Linked DNA regions of Homo sapiens: region 2 is linked to region 1. Evidence: chromatin loops called from intact Hi-C (ENCODE). Cell type or tissue: ascending aorta. All regions are shown on one strand. Each heading gives the region's core, and the rest is flanking DNA. Links, peaks and the distances in the headings are about the cores only. Region 1 overlaps PRDM16 (PR/SET domain 16). Region 2 overlaps PRDM16 (PR/SET domain 16).

What was found. Peaks named below come from ENCODE experiments on the same cell type or tissue, not always from the same donor. Only the 100,000 strongest peaks of a DNase experiment are listed, where the experiment ranks them.
Region 2: it touches region 1 in a loop (1.9-fold over the local background); 2 of 110 quality-filtered maps call a loop at or near these places.

Annotation. Positions count from the first base shown.
Region 1 is chr1:3,274,865-3,277,759 of GRCh38, reverse strand. All of the region lies in intron 3 of PRDM16 (PR/SET domain 16), which reads right to left. LOC124903828 (collagen alpha-5(IV) chain-like) reads right to left here. Exons shown (of 2, transcript XM_047436627.1): 1 at 1-2,895. Among named protein-coding and RNA genes, the nearest start is that of MIR4251, 150 kb to the right of the region's middle. RefSeq lists an enhancer at 1,307-2,506. In ascending aorta, for the core only: no CTCF peak of the experiment used is centred there; DNase peaks (open chromatin) are centred at 1,619 and 2,009; H3K4me3 peaks cover 1,404 bases; H3K27ac peaks cover 2,500 bases.
Region 2 is chr1:3,129,173-3,132,067 of GRCh38, reverse strand. The region is part of intron 1 of PRDM16 (PR/SET domain 16); the gene reads right to left. Among named protein-coding and RNA genes, the nearest start is that of MIR4251, 2.6 kb to the right of the region's middle. In ascending aorta, for the core only: a CTCF peak has its summit at 1,532; no DNase peak of the experiment used is centred there; H3K4me3 peaks cover 115 bases; H3K27ac peaks cover 2,268 bases.

The DNA.
Region 1 (2,895 bases), core at 143-2,642:
TGCATGTGTGTGCGTGTGCGTGTGTGCGCGCGTGTGTGTGTGCATGTGGGTGAACAAGGGCTACTTCCCCTGCTCCGGGAGCTCTGTGGATTCATCTGGGGTCAATGCCTCGTTGTGCCCAGTCCCCGACCTTTGAGACATTTTCACTGACCCTGTCCCTGGACAACGTCCCAGGGGCTTCAGCGGATTCACAACATAAACCCATTTTTCCTCCCAGAAAAGGAGAGGGTCGGGGCCAGCCTGGGGCTTTCCTGTACTGGGATCCTGTCTTCACAGAGGCACCCAGAGACCCTGTGGTGAGGAGAGGCCTGAGCAAGTGCGCCCCATGGCAGGGTAGGGCCCTGGTGGCCTGGGCTTGGGGGTTCCCTGCAGCCTTCCCGGCTGACGTGCCTCCTGGCCTCTGAGGTGGGCATGGTGGATGCCAGTGCGCCACAGGGAGAGTGAAGCGTGTGACAGACGATGCCATCCCCGGGTGGCGCAGCAGCCAGGACTCGACTGTTTGCAAGATCCAGCCGTGCACAGAGAGGCATGGGGCCGGCCACGTCCACTAGTCTCACTCAGCCCTGAGCACAGGCCCAGCCTCTCCCGAAGCCTCCTCCTGGCCTGGCTCTTGTCTGTCTGCTGGTCATTGTGCAGAGACCACAGGCAGCAGGTGACGAATGGCTGGTGTCAAGTCCTGTCATGCCAACGGGGTCCTGGGGGAAATGCAAGAGGCTCTGAAACCAGCTTTATTACCAACCTGTGGCCACCGAGATGATCAATCAAACGGATTGGTGATGGCAAACACCACGGGGACGAGAGGCAGACGCTGCCCGGGGTCGTGATGGGGGATGGGGAGAAGATGGCGGAGGAAGTGCTGAACTTGACCAAGCCCAGCCCCCTTTAGGGCTCGCTCTCTTTCCATCACTAGGTTGGCCTCAGGGTCCAGGCCGAGGCGGCCCAGGCAACAGGAGATGTCAGACGGGGCAAAGGGGTGATTTACAAGGCGGCTGGCGCTGTTCTCCAGGGAGAAAGGGGAAACCGTGAGGAAACAGGCACCCCTCGCTGGCTCTGTTCACGGCACCCCTCGCTGGCTCTGTTCACGGCACCTCGAGCTGGCTGGGGCCGACGAGCTGAACATGCTGCCAAGGCCCTGCAGCTTCCCTGGGATGTGAACCCTGGGCTTCCTCTAGGCCATGGGCTGGGACAGCTCGGGGTCAGACACCGGCGGAGTTAGGGCCGTGGGGCCTTCCTGCGGGCGGGTCCGGGTCGCTGGCCAGTCTTCATGCAGCTGACTTCATGTAGGTATGAGAGGCTCCCACAGCAGAGGCAGCTCAGGGCCGGGCACGAGCAGAGTCCACGCTCCCCTCCTGAGCTCCCAGAGGTTCAGGGGTGCTTTCCATCCTGGGATGGACCCACAGAGCCCCTCAAGAGGCCTGGTCGCTGCTGGAGTCTGCGGTGCTGAGACCAGGACTCCCACCGCGGGCCCAATGGCAGGCCTGGCGAGGATGGCGGGGGCCGGGGGGCTGCCCAGGGCAGGATGAATCAGACCTCTCTTGGGAAGTGACTCCCGCACAAGGACATTTTAGTCAGACATAATTGCAAGGAAAAATAAACCTGCCTTAACAGAAAACAGCTTTCCAGTTGGTTTCTCCCCCCTTGAAGCCCTTTCAACTCCAGGTTTTGGCAAGTCCTGGCTGTGGGTAATTGTCAACACGACGTGGTGTCCGGAGACCAAAGCCGGCAGAGCGGAAATGGCACCCACGGCGTGAGAGAGACCGGGGAGGCCGCAGCAGGCACGCGTGTGCTGGAGTGCACAGACCCACAGGGCGCAGCTGGGTCACAGAGAAAGGGAAACATGGTCTTGGCCGCAATGTGAATGGCTTGGGAGGGCATCTTCAGACGCTGGCCCCACGAGAAGAGACTAGGGCCTGGCTGGGTGCCACCCACTTCCACGCTGGATGTGCACGGCTCTCCCCAGTTTGGAATGACTCCCCTCCCGCCCCCCTGGCTCTCACTGGTGGTTCTCACGTCACCCTCAGCAAAAGGTCACCTAAAGTCCAGGAGGAAGGTCCCTTTGAGCCCTGCCCGGTCTCTCCTGGAGGGGACCGGATGGAGTTCTTGAGGGAACTGGAGCACTGGGCAGGACCGGCTCTGGCGTTTGGTTCGAGCACTGTGCCCAAAACTGCCCCCACCGAGGAGTGCTGCCTGCACCAGGACAGGGTGACCCGTCCTGAACCCCCCCACCTCGGGGCATGCCGAGTGCCTGACAACTGTTTGTCCGGAAGTCCTGGTAGCCAGGTCCCCCAGGCCCTCCTTCTCCTTGCCCTTTCATCTTGGGGGTGTCCTGCAGCGGGGTAGGGGTGGGCAGAGGGGCCAGGGAGAGACAGGCAGGCAGGAAGGAGCGAAGGCTGGGTTGGCCTGTGTCTATGGGACGGGGTGCCCCCACTTTTTCATTCCCGATATCCGGTTGATCCTTTCCGGGAACTTGTTACGTACAAGGTCTGTCAAGCCCATGGCTGACAGGCCGATGTTACTCACTTGGCTGGATTCTGGCAAACTCAGGTTCATTTACCAGGCAAAATTAATGAGAAAGGAAAGACTTATATGATGAGATAGTAATTTATGACTTCCACTGGGCCCGCCTCCTGCTCCCAGTGCCTGGCGGCACATTTCACCTAAGCGTCCAGAATGGCTCTGCCAGGCGCACCTGGGAGCCAGCCAGATCCGTGCTCCTGCTGGGCTGGGGGATGCTCAGAGTCCAACCTTGCTGTCGGTACATGGCAAGCATTCACAACACCCTTCTCAAATCTCGAGCAAGTTCCCAGCATATCTGTGCATCCTGCATCCCCAGAGCAAGAACGCCTTGAGCAGGTGCCATGTGTCCAAAGCCGGCTGTCTCAGGACCCGGGACCC
Region 2 (2,895 bases), core at 163-2,662, 150 kb after region 1:
GCTATATAATTAGCACATAAAGAACTCTCTCCTCCGAATTAAACGGCAGTAATTGGGTTTTTTAAAAAAACTAATTTAAATCCTAAACCCTTTGAAAAAAAATTGTCATTGTTTACATATTAAACGGACTAGCATTTTAAGTATTATGGGGCTAATTTAACAGGCTTATCTAGGACATAGGCCCAGGAGGGAGGAGGAGGAAGGCAGTGGAGGGGAAGCAGGCGGGTCCCAGGAGAGCTGCCTGGAGACCCCAGGGCAGCGTCACTGCAGGACGCAGCCTGGGCCACGGCCTCCCCTGTGAGGTTTGCGGGGCCTGGAGCTGCGGCCTGCACCACACCATCACCTCAGCCTCAAATGGGGATGCCTCAGCTTATCACCATGCAGCGGACAGACCAGAGGCGTGACCAACCCTCGCTTTTCCAATGGCATGCAAAAATTTTGCTCATGGTTGCTAGAACTGTCATTATTTTTATTATTATTTTTTCTGCAGTACAGGCATAAAGAAGTATAAGAGTTTTAATTATGTCCACTTGATTTTTTTTAACTTTCTGGCTAAAAAATCCTTTGAAGTAAAACCCAGCAAGAAATGGGTCACAGCTCTGTGAATGGAACTACAAAATGTGAGCGAAAGCCATTTTGATAGGAACCTTGAGAAATGGACAGCCGCCTCACATTCCTTCACAGGAAGAATTAAAGGTTATAAAGCGTCCAGTCCCCCTAACTCAAACACAGAAACATAACAATTTTACAAAATAAACCTTTTTCTAACTTGAAGAAAACAGCTCCAAAGTTTTTCTCAAAGGCAAAATAAATGCAGACAACTGGACAATGACGAGAAATGTCTGAGAGAGAGAGAGGGAGTCTTGCTTTTCTGTGAGTTTAAGTATTTGATATGGATCATCAGGATGATGAAAAAAACGAAAACAACCAAAAACTGTGGCTGCGGCACAGCTCGGAGGAAGCCAAGGGCAGAGCCAGCCACACACCATGGCGTGGCCAGAAGACAAGGGCAGGGGCCTCCCTGCAGGACCCGGTTCAAGCGTCCCTCCCGCGGTCTGCACGTCAGGATAAACACGGACGGGTCAGGTTCTCCTCCACCCCACAAACTCAGAAGGTGCTGGAACACACCTAACCTGAACAGGGCACAACCTGCAGAAGGAAGCGGCTGCGTTCTAGCCCTGAGCATAGAGCAAGGGCTGGTGGGTCTGACGCTGTGAAACCCAGAACCGTGTGCCGGCAGCAGAAAAGATAAAAAATTAAAAAAAAAAAACAGCCCCCCCACCGCCCCCGCACCAAGGAAAAGGCCATGCAGCTCACGGGGGAAAAGGGCGACAGTATTTGAGGGAATGGAGGTGACATCCGTCTGTAATGGGCTCTTGAAAATTAAGAAACTGAAGACAAACGTCCCCAAAGAGAAGGCGGCGAGTTACAGAAAGCGCAGAGCTGTGCGTGGGGCGCATGAAGCATCAGCCCTCCCCTGAAGTCCAGCAGTGTGAATTAAAATTGCACTGATGTTTCAGCGAGGAAACCTATAGACAGGGGGCAGCCCTGGGCTGCTGGGCGGGCCCTGGAGACGGCCTCTGGGGCCAACTAGGTCTCCACATGTTTCCAAAGCCCCATGGCCGCAGGAAGGGCCCACCTCTCGGCTGCCTTTGCTCCTTATCCTGGCCTCCCCAGGGCTGGTGTTGTGTTTGGTTTGGGTTTGTAGTTTGCAAAGGACACACTGGGATATGGGGCACAGTGGTGCGCTTAGACCACAGCCCTGGAGCCCCCAGCTTCTCCCCAGAACCCCACGGTCCACATCGCCTGCCCGGGGGTCCTAGGAACCCCTCTGGCAGTCGGCCTCCAGGTCTGGCTGGTCCTGCACAGGACAGGGACAGAGGGCTCTGCTGGCTTCTCACCAAGACCCAAGACTTCCTCACTAGCTGTCCCCAAGCCCCTGACCCTGGACACTGAGCACGCAGCCCAGGACCTGTTGGGGGAGCAGGAGTCTGCCCAGGGGGTCTCCACCTCCCTCTGGGGTGCTTGGGCCTCACTGTCCCAGAACAAGCCGCCTGCACTGCCCTCCCAGCCCAGCTGGTCGCCTTGGCCCATCAACGCTTTTGGATGCCCTCAGTGGATACAAATGGCTGAGACCCTGCTGGGGCCCTGGGAAGAGGGAAAGCAAAAGCGGGAAGTAGGAGAGAGAGAGACTGAGAGAGGAGAGAAAATCAGACAGAGAGAGACAGAGAGGGGGAAAGAGAATCAGACAGGCTCCTGTTGGGAGCAGAGAAATTCTTTCCTTGGAAAAAGGGGTTCTGAAACCCCAATTCTCTTTTCTCTTCCAGGGATTTCTGCTCCGTACAGGGTCTGGGCAGTGCTAGAGGAGGACCTTGCCCCTACCTGTGGCACTGAGGGCCCTTGGGCTCTCCCACGTAACTGCGGAGGACCTGGGAGAACCTGCTTCAAGGGCCCCGGGTCCCCATCCCGTCCTGACCCTCAGCTTCAAGCACCCAGCAGGGAGGGTCTGCCCCGGCTCCTTTCCCAGGTGCCCTCAGCAGCCCTGGACGACACCCCTGTGGTTCAGCCAGTGTTGTGAGTGCACAGGCCACACACACACACACATGCACACACAGACACATGCACACCAGGAAGGATACACACACTCACAAGCACACACCAGGCAGGACACACACACACGTGCACACGCACCCACACACTCACCCACGTGCGCACACACACACAACCAGGCAGGACACACACCCACACACACACCAGGCAGGACACTGACACGCACACACCAGGCAGGACACACACACACATGTACACACCCACACACACGCACCCACATGCACATACCAGCCAAGACACACACATACATGTACACATATCCACACACCCACACACTAGGCAGGA